2 separate regions of the Homo sapiens genome follow, and region 1 is linked to region 2. A link is an interaction called in ENCODE POLR2A ChIA-PET data of the cell type or tissue named here. Cell type or tissue: HCT116. All regions are shown on one strand. Region 1 overlaps PYM1 (PYM1 exon junction complex associated factor). Region 2 has its middle 12 kb from the start of RPS26.

The links. ChIA-PET counts read pairs that join two places held together with the same protein. Peaks named below come from ENCODE experiments on the same cell type or tissue, not always from the same donor. Only the 100,000 strongest peaks of a DNase experiment are listed, where the experiment ranks them.
Region 1: POLR2A ChIA-PET joins it to region 2 with 5 read pairs; 9 of 35 experiments call an interaction of 5 or more read pairs at or near these places.

Annotation. Positions count from the first base shown.
Region 1 is chr12:55,917,295-55,922,294 of GRCh38, forward strand. The region is part of intron 1 of PYM1 (PYM1 exon junction complex associated factor); the gene reads right to left. All of the region lies in intron 1 of LOC124902941 (a long non-coding RNA gene), which reads right to left. Among named protein-coding and RNA genes, the nearest start is that of PYM1, 8.1 kb to the right of the region's middle. In HCT116, no CTCF peak of the experiment used is centred here; a DNase peak (open chromatin) is centred at 1,947.
Region 2 is chr12:56,051,070-56,056,069 of GRCh38, forward strand. No RefSeq gene overlaps it. Among named protein-coding and RNA genes, the nearest start is that of RPS26, 12 kb to the left of the region's middle. In HCT116, no CTCF peak of the experiment used is centred here; no DNase peak of the experiment used is centred here.

The DNA of each region.
Region 1 (5,000 bases), 130 kb before region 2:
CCTATAATCTCAGCTACTTGGGAGGCTGAGGCAAGAGATCACTTGAACCCAGGAGGCAGAGGTTGCAGGGAGCCAAGGTCGCACCATTGCACTCCAGCCTGGGCAACAAGAGCAAGACTCCATCTCAAAACAAAAAAAAATTAATTAATTAAATAAAAAGTAGTCTGTCACAGCCATAAAGAGCAAAATAATGTCCTTTGTAGCAACATGGATGCAGCTGAGGGCCATTATCCTAAGCAAATTAACACAGGAACAGAAAACCAAATACTGCATGTTCTCACTTATAAGTAGGAGCTAAACACTGGGTACTCACGGACATAAAGATGGCAGCAACAGACATTGGGGATTATTAGAGGCGGGCACGGGTTTAAAAACTATCTACTGGGGCCAGGCACAGTGGCTCACGCCTGTAATCCCAGCACTTTGGGAGGCCAAGCTAGATGGATCGCCTGAGGTCAGGAGTTGGAGACCAGCCTGGCCAACACGGTGAAACCCCAACTCTACTAAATACAAAACTCAGCCGGTCATGGTGGTGCATGCCTGTAATCCCAGCTACTTGGGATGCTGAGGCAGGAGAATCACTTCAACCCGGGAGATAGAGGTTGTAGTGAGCCAAGATCACACCACTGAACTCCAGCCTGGGCAACAAAGCAAGACTCCATCACAAAAAACAAACAAACAAACAAAAAAAAAACTTAACTATTGGGTACTAAGCTCACTATCTGGGTGATGGGATCACTCATACCCCAAACCTCAGCATCACATAATTATACCCATGTAACAAACCTACACATTTTCTTTTTTTTTTTTTTCTTTTTTTTGAGACGGAGTCTCGCTCTGTCGCCCAGGCTAGAGTGCAGTGGCGTGATCTCGGCTCACTGCAAGCTCCGCCTCCCGGGTTCACGCCATTCTCCTGCCTCAGTCTCCCGAGTAGCTGGGACTACAGGTGCCCGCCACCATGCCCGGCTAAGTTTCTTTTGTATTTTTAGTAGAGATGGGGTTTCACCGTGTTAACCAGGATGGTCTCAATCTCCTGACCTCATGATCCGCCCGCTTCGGCCTCCCAAAGTGCTGGGATTACAGGCGTGAGCCACTGCGCCCAACCACAAACCTGCACATTTTCTAAATCTAAAATAAAAATGGAAATCAACAAATAGGCCAGGCATGGTGGCTCACGTCTGTAATCCCAGCACACTAGGAGGCTGACGTAGGAGGATCACTTGAGCCCAGGAGTTCAAGACCATCCTGGGTAAGATGGTAAGACCTCCATCTCTATAAAAAATTTAAAAATTAGGCTGGACATGGTGGCTTACACCTGTAATCCCAGCACTGGGAGGCCAAGGCGGGTGGATCACCTGAGGTCAGGAGTTTGAGGCCAGCCTGGCCAACACGGTGAAACCCCGTCTCTACTAAAAATACAAAAATTAGCTGGGCGTGGTGGCACGTGCCTGTAGTCCCAGCTACTTGGGAGGCTGAGACAGGAGAATCGCTTGAACCTGAGAGGCAGAGGTCGCACTGAGCCGAGATTGCACCACTGCACTCCAGCCTGGGCGACAGAGCAAGCGTCCATCTCAAAAAAACAAAAATAAAAAAGGTAGTCCTATCATTTAATCACATTTCCCAAAGCTTTTGTTATGTAAAATACTACTCCCATAAGATATTAAACAGGGGTTATCCCTAAAAATTGTTAAATAAGTTTGGGAAATTCTGGGTTAAACACCAAAAAAGATTTTGCGTTTGTTTTTTTTAACAGCAAGGCTTAAATGAGTTACTATGTTCTTATTCAGGTACATATGCAAGATGGGAATATGGTTTACAGTGTTTCTCAAAATTTGTGCACAGAAACATTATTTGCATTTTATTTTATTTATCTTTGAGATGAGGTCACTGTCACCCAGGCTGGAGTGCAATAGCTGGACCTTGACTCACTGCAGTCTCCACCTCCCAGGCTCAAGCAATTCCTCCCACCTCAGCCTCCCAAGTAGTTGGGACTACAGGAGTGTGTGTGTCACCACACCCAGTTAATTTTTTGTATTTTTAGTAGAGACGAGGTTTTGCCATGTTGCCCAGGCTGGTCTCGAATTCCTGGGCTCAAGCAATCCACCCGCCTCAGCCTCCCAAAGTGTTGAGGTTACAGGCGTGAGCCACCACTCCCGGCCTCTATTTTAGTTATTTATTTTGTGTCACATCTCAGAAGATTACTAGGTGTTTCAAGGATTCATATTTTAGAAAATAACAGCCAATCTTAACAGTATAATTCAAAATATGTCATTTTACCTTAATGTTATATATGCATATGTGCTTAGAAAAACTAGGCTGGGGGCCAGGCATGGTGGCTCACGTCTATAATCCCAGCACTTTGGGAGGCCAAGGCAGGCAGATCACCTGAGGTCAGGAGTTCGAGACCAGCCTGGCCAACACGGTGAAACCCCATCTCTAACTAAAAATACAAAAAAATAGCTGGGCATAGTGGTGCGTGCCTGTAATCTCATCTATTTGGGAGGCTGAGGCAGAATAGCTTGAGCCCAGTTGGCAGAGCAGAGATCGCGTCACTGCACTCCAGTCTGGGTGACTGGAGACAGAGCAAGACTCCGTCTCAAAAAAAAAAGAAAAAGAAAAAAGAAAAACTAGGCTGGGTGCAGTGGCTCATGCCTGTAATCCCACCACTTTGGAAGGCCATGGTGGGAGCACTGCTTGTGAAAATGAGTTTGAGAACAGCCTGGGCAACATAGCTCTATAAAAAAATTCAAAAATTAGCCAGCCATGGTGGCGCATGCCTGTAGTACTAGTACCAGCTACTCAGGAGGAGGAGGCAGGAGAATTGCTTGACCCCAACAGTTAAGACTACAGCAAGCTATGACTGTGCCACTGTACACTAACCTGGGCAACAGAGCAAGACCTTGTCTCTTTAAAAAAAAAAAAGGAAAAGAAAAACTAGTTGCTCATGCCTATAATCCCAACACTTCAGGAGGCCAAGGTGAGAGGATCACTTGAACCCAGGAGTTGGAGACCTGCCTGGGAAACATAGCAAGACCTCATCTTACAGATAATTTAAAAAATCAGGCCGAGCACGGTGGCTCATGCCTGTAATTCTAGCATTCTGGGAGGCCAAGGTGGGCGATCCTTTGAGGCCAGGAGTTCAAGACCAGCCTAGACAACATGGTAAAACACCATCTCTACTAAAAATACAAAAATTACCTGGGAGTGGGGGTGCATGCCTGTAATTCCAGCTACTCGGGAGGCTGAGGCAGGAGAATCACTTGAGCCCAGGAGGTGGAGATTGTAGTGAGCAGAGATCGCACCACTGCACTCCAGCCTGGTGACAAAGCGAGACTCCGTCTCAAAAAAAAAAAAAGAAAAAAAAAGAAAAAGAAAATAACCCTAAATGCCGAAAAAGATGCATGCACAAAAACATTCTAGTGTTCTTATAATAAAAATTCTGAAAACAATCTAAAAGTCCAATAACAGAAGAAAGTAAGATAGGGTGCATGCCCAAACTATAAAACACTCTGCCAGTATTTTAAAAGATGTTTACAGAGTTTTTAATAGCAAGGAAAAACATTTACCTCATAAGGCTAAATGAAAAGGCAAGATATAAAAATGTATATACCATCTGGTTCTGCTATGTTTAAAACAGTTTAGAAAGATATATGCCATATATAACAGCAGACTCTGGGTTGATGAATTAATATTGAACAAAAATTACATAACTAAATTTGCACTTAAGAAGCAGTAATCTGGTAGCAGTGTATCTGTAGAAATGAAACAAGAGAGGGACTGGAAATACGATGACCAGTTTAGGAGGTCACAGTAATATTTGCAGAACAACAGAAACTAGAATTTTAGCAGGCACTTGGAATGGCCCAAGTACTATGCCTGGTACTTGGCCATATATAGTAATTTCTTCTAACCCATACAATGACCCTTACATAATAGTAATAATTATAGAACAATGTGTTGGACACTTTTTATGTGCCAAACATGTAAATTACTTTATTTAAATTTTAATACGCATAATAATCCTGTGTTGCAGGAGTTATTCCAATTTCATTGATGAGAAAACTAAGACTTAGATTCCCAAGGCTATATAGCTAACAAGTACTGTAGATGGGATAAGGGTAACAGCAGTAGGAATAAAAGAATGATATTTTGATAACTGATATACATGAGGAGGGCAAGAGAGAAGTAAAAGATGATAATAAAAATAATCATAAAAAAATAAAACTCCCATAAATAAAAAAAAATACTCCCATAGAAATAAAAACACCTAGTGATCAGATCTTAGTTTTTAACATTACTCTTTAGTAAAAAGAACAAGGGCTTCTTGGAGAAATGGCAGACCGCAGGACTGGAGCAGAGAACAAAATCATACCTGCAATGATGGCAAATGTCAAAGGGAGATGGGCCAAGTAAAAAACTAAAAGAGTTCCCAATGTTCAAAACTGGAACATTTGAGCAATAAAGCAAATAAAATAGTATTGGATTATAACCTAACATATAAAATACACATCTATAAGTCCATATTGATATACATAAATTAATAAAGGAAAAGAAAAAAATCTCCTGGGCAGAAAAATGCCAAATAGTGTGTTTTTTTAATTGTTTTTTGAGACAGCCTCTCACTGAGGATGGAGTACAGTGGCACAATCACGGCTCAATGCAGCCTCAGCCTCCCTGGCTCAATCTTCCCCTCTGAGGCTCCCTGAGTAGCTGGGACCACAGGTGTGTGCCACCTTACCCAGCTCGTTTTTTTTTTAAATCTTTTTGTAGATAAGAGGTCTTGCTATGTTGCTTAGGATGGCCTCAAGCAATCCTCCAGCCTCAGCCTCCCAAAGTGCTGGGATTACAGGCATATGCCACCATGCCCAGCCCTTAATCTCTTTTTTTAAGGAGAGCACAACTCTCTACTCCTTATGCGTGGGCTGGCAATAGTGACTTCCCTACAGTATGGAAAGGAAGGGGGTAAAGCCTAACTTTACAGTGAAGCCTTACAAACAATA
Region 2 (5,000 bases):
TTGTTTTTTGTTTGTTTGTTTGTTTTTGTAGACACGAGATCTCACTCAACTAGCAGGGGAGGCTTGTCTTGAACTTCTGAGCTCAAGCAATCCTCCCACCTTGGCCTCTGAAAGTGCTGGGATTACAGGCACGAGCCACTGCCTCTGGCACCAGGTTACTATAATTATTTTACTTTATAGACTTATCAACTGTTTTACCTTTTTAACTCTTTTGTAATAACAGTTTAAAACACAAACACTTTGTACAGCTGTACAAAAATATTTCTTTCTTTATATCTTTATTCTATAAGCTTTTTTCTATTTTAAAAATTCTTGATCTTTTTACTTAAAATTTTTTTTGGCCGGGTGCAGTGGCTCACGCCTGTAATTCCAGCACTTTGGGAGGCCGAGGCAGGCAGATCACAAGGTCAAGAGATTGAGACCATCCTGGCCAACATGGTGAAACCCCATCTCTACTAAAAATACAAAAATTAGCTGGGCGTGGTGGTGTGCGTCTATAGTCCCAGCTACTCGGGAGGCTGAGGTAGAAGAATCACTTGAACCTGGGAGGCAGAGGTTGCAGTGAGCCGAGATCCTGCCACTGCACTCCAGCCTGGCAACAGAGCAAGACTCTGTCTCAAAAAAAAAAAAAATTATTAAAGACTAAGACATGGGCCGGGCGCAGTGCCTCACACCTGTAATCCCAGCACTTTGGGAGACCAAGGTGGGTGGATTGCTTGAGGCCAGGAATTCGAGAGCAGCCTGGGCAACATGGTGAAACCCTGTGTCTACTAAAGTACAAAAAAATAGCCAGGCATGGTGGCACGCACCTGTCATCTCAGCTACTCGGGAGGCTGAAGCACAATAATCGCTTGAACCCAGGAGGCAGAGGTTCCAGTGAGCCGAAATGGCGCAACTGCACTCCAGCCTGGGTGACAAAGCAAAACTCTGTCTCAAAAAATAAAAAATAAAAATAAAAACTAAGACATGTCCGGGCACGGTAGCTCATGCCTATAATCCCAGCACTTTGGGAAGGCCAGGATGGGAGGACTGCTTGAGTCCAGGAGTTCAAGACCAGCCTGGGCAACATGGTGAAACCCCTGTCTCTACAAAAAAAAAAAAAAAAAAAAAAAATAGCCAGGTATGGTAGCGTGTGCCTCTCTCGTCCCAGCTACTCGGAAGGGTAAGGTGACAGGATCGCTTGAGCCCAGAGGCAGACATTACAGTGAGCTGAGATCACACCAGTGCACTCCAGCTTGGGCAACAGAGGAAGACCTTTTCTCAAAAGAAAAGAAAAGAGGCCAGGCACGGTGGCTCACGCCTGTAATCCCAGCACTTTGGGAGGCCGAGGTGGGCAGATCACGAGGTCAGGAGATCGAGACCATCCTGGCTAACACAGTGAAACCCCCGTCTCTACTAAAAATACAAAAAAATTAGCCAGGCGTGGTGGCAGGCGCCTGTAGTCCCAGCTACTCGGGAGGCTGAGGCAGGAGAATGGCATGAACCCGGGAGGCAGAGCTTGCAGTGAGCCGAGATTGTGCCACTGCACTCTCGCCTGGGTGACAGAGCGAGACTCCATCTCAAAAAAAAAGGAAAAGACAACTAAGACATGAACACATACATTAGCCTAGGCCTACCCAGGGACGGGATCATCAATCCACCCGCCTGGGCCTCCCACCTCCACATCTTGTCCCACTGGAAGATCTTCAGGGGCAATAACACTCACCTTTTGTGATAACATGCCTTTTTCTGGAATACCTCCTAAAGACCTGCCGGAGGCTGTTTCACAGTTAACTGGTTTCTTTTTTTTTTTTCTTTTTTTTTTTTTTTGAGACGGAGTTTTGTTCTTGTTGTCCAGGCTGGAGTGCAATGGCACAATCTCAACTCGCTGCAACCTCTGTCTCCTGGCTTCAAGCGATTCTCCTGCCTTGGCCTTCCAAGTAGCTGGGACTACAGGTGTGCGCCACCATGCCCGGCTAATTTTTTGTATTTTTAGTAGAGATGGGGATTTCACCATGTTGGCCAGGCTGGTCTTGAACTCCTGACCTCAGGTGATCCACCCACCTCGGCCTCCTAAGGTGCTGGGGTTACAGGTATGAGTCACTGTGCCTGACCAACTTGTTTCTTTTAAGCAGAAAGAGTACACTCTAAAATAACGATCAAAATAAATAGGTAAACCAGGCTGGGCGTGGTGGCTCACACCTGTAATCCCAGTACTTTGGGAAGCTGAGGCAGGTGGATCACGAGGTCAGGAGTTCAAGACCAGCCTAGCCAAGAAGTGAAACCCCGTCTCTACTAAAAATACGAAAAATTAGCCGGGCATGGTGGCAGGCACCTGTAATCCCAGCTACTCGGGAGGCTGAGGTAGAAAACTGCTTGAATCCAGGAGGCAGAGGTTGCAGTCAGCCGAGATCTCACCACTGCACTCCAGCCTGGGCGACAGATCGAGACTCCATTTCAAAAAAAATAAACAACTAACATCAGTCACTTTCTTGGGATAGTCCCTCCTATCCGGGAAGTTAACTCAGGAGACCAAACTATAAAACTAAGGCTTGTTTCATCAGCACAGGATTAGGGCTGGAGTAGTAAATTGCTCCTCTACTCTAGGGACAGTTTTATCTAGGAAAGATAATCATTTCTGTATAAACACAACAAGCTCTCTATGACTCTATAAACAAGATACACTTCTAGTAATCATTCTTTTTTGTTTTTGTTTCTTGGGGGTTTTTTATTGAGATGGAGTCTCACTCTTGCCAGATTGAAGAGCAGTGGCACCATCTCAGCTCACTGCAACCTCTGCCTCCTGGGTTCAAGCGATTCTTCTTGCCTTAGCCTCCCGAGTAGTTGGGATTGCAGGCATGTGCCACCATGCCCAGCTAATTTTCTAGTAATCTTTCTTTTCTTTTTTTTTTTTTTTTGAGACAGAGTCTTGCTCTGTCACCAGGCCTGAGTGCAGTGGCGCGATCTTGGCTCACTGCAACCTCCGCCTCCCGGGTTCACGCCATTCTCCTGCCTCAGCCTCCTGAGTAGCTGGGATTACAGGCACCCACCACCACGCCCAGCTAATTTTTTTTTTTTTTTTTTTTTTTTTTGGAGACAGAGTCTCACTCTGTCGCCCAGGTTGGAATGCAGTTGCGTGATCTCGGCTCACTGCAACCTCCGCCTCCCGGGTTCAAGCAATCCTCTGCCTCAGCCTCTCAAGTAGCTGGGATTACAGGCATCCGCCACCACACTCGACTAATTTTTGTATTTTTAGTAGAGAAGGGGTTTCACCATGTTGGCCAGGCTGGTCTTGAACTCCTGACCTTGTGATCCACCTGCCTCGGCCTCCCAAAGTGCTGAGATTACAGGCGTGAAACACCGTGCCTGGCCTAATTTTTATATTTTTAATAGAGACAGGGTTTCACCATGTTGGCCAGGATGGTCTCGATCTCCTGACCTTGTGATCCGCCCGCCTCAGCCTCCCAAAGTGCTAGGATTACAGGCGTCAGCCACCATGCCCGACCGTTTTCTAGTAATCTTTCTAAATTCTCCTCTTAAAAAACAATTACAGCATGTAATCCCAGCACTTTGGGAGGCCGAGGCAAGCGGATCAGGAGGTCAGGAGGTTGAGACCATCCTGGCTAACATGGTGAAACCGTCTCTACTAAACATACAAACAATTAGCCGGACATGGTGGCATACGCCTGTAGTCCCAGCTACTCAGGAGGCTGAGGCAGGAGAATCGCTTGAACCTGGAGGCGGAGGTTGCAATGAGCCAAGATCATGCCACTGCATTCCAGCCTGGGCGACAGAGCGAGACTCCGTCTAAAAAAAAAAAAAAAAATTACACATGCATTTGCTATGTTTGTGCATGGAATATTTCCAGAATGATTCTCAAGAAACTATTAACAGTTGTTGCCTCCAGGGAAAAGAAATGGGTGACTGGAGGGCAAATGGAAGAGAGATTTCTTTTTCAGTGCTGTGGTACTTGTTCAGGCCACCATTATCTCTCACCTAGATTATATTGGGGCCTCCTACCTGGCCTTCTTGCCTCTATTCTTGTCCACCACAGTTCTTTTACCACACAGCAACAAGACTGATTGTTTTAGTTTAGTTTAGTTTCTGAGACAGAGTCTCACTCTATCACCCAGGCTGGAATGCAGTGGTGCAATCTTGGCTCACAGCAACCTCCACCTCCCAGGTTCAGCGATTCCCCTGCCTTAGTCTCCAAGTAGCTGGGATTATAGGCATGTGCCACCACACCCAGCTGATTTTTTTTTTTTTTTTTTTTTTTTTTTTTTTTAGCAGAGATGGGTGTCTCACCATGTTGGCCAGGCTGGTCTTGAACTCCTGACCTCAAGTGATCCATCCGCCTCTGCCTCCCAAAGTGCTGGGATTACAGGCATGAGCCACCACACCCAGCGAAGGCTGATTATTTTAAAAAGCAAACCACTGCCAGGTGCAGTGGCTCACACCTGTAATGCCAGTGCTGCAGGAGGATCCCTTAAGCCCAGGAGTCCCAGACCAGTCTGATCAACATGGTGAAACCTCGTCTCTACAAAAAAAATTTTTTAAATTAGCCAGGTGTGGTGGTGTATGACTGTAGTCTCAGCTATTGGGGAGGCTGAGGTGGGAGGATCCCTTGAGCCTGGGAGGTCGAGGCTGCAGTGAGCCAAGATAGTGCCACTGCACTCCAGTCTGGGCAACAGAGCAAGATCCTGACTCTTAAAAAAGAAAAAAAAAAAGGGCTGGGAGTGGGGCCTCACGCCTGTAATCCCAGAACTTTGGGAGGCCAAGGCAGTAGATCATGAGGTCAGGAGTTTGAGACCAGCCTGGCCAACATAGTGAAACCCCATCTCTACTAAAAATACAAAATTAGTCAGGTGTGGTGGCACATGCCTGTAGTCCCAGCTACTCAGGAGGCTGAGGCAGGAAAATCGCTTGAACCTGGGAGGCGGAGGTTGTGGTGAGCCGAGATCACACCACCGCCCTCCAGCCTGGGCAACAGAGCTAGACTCCATCTCAAAAAAAAAACAAAA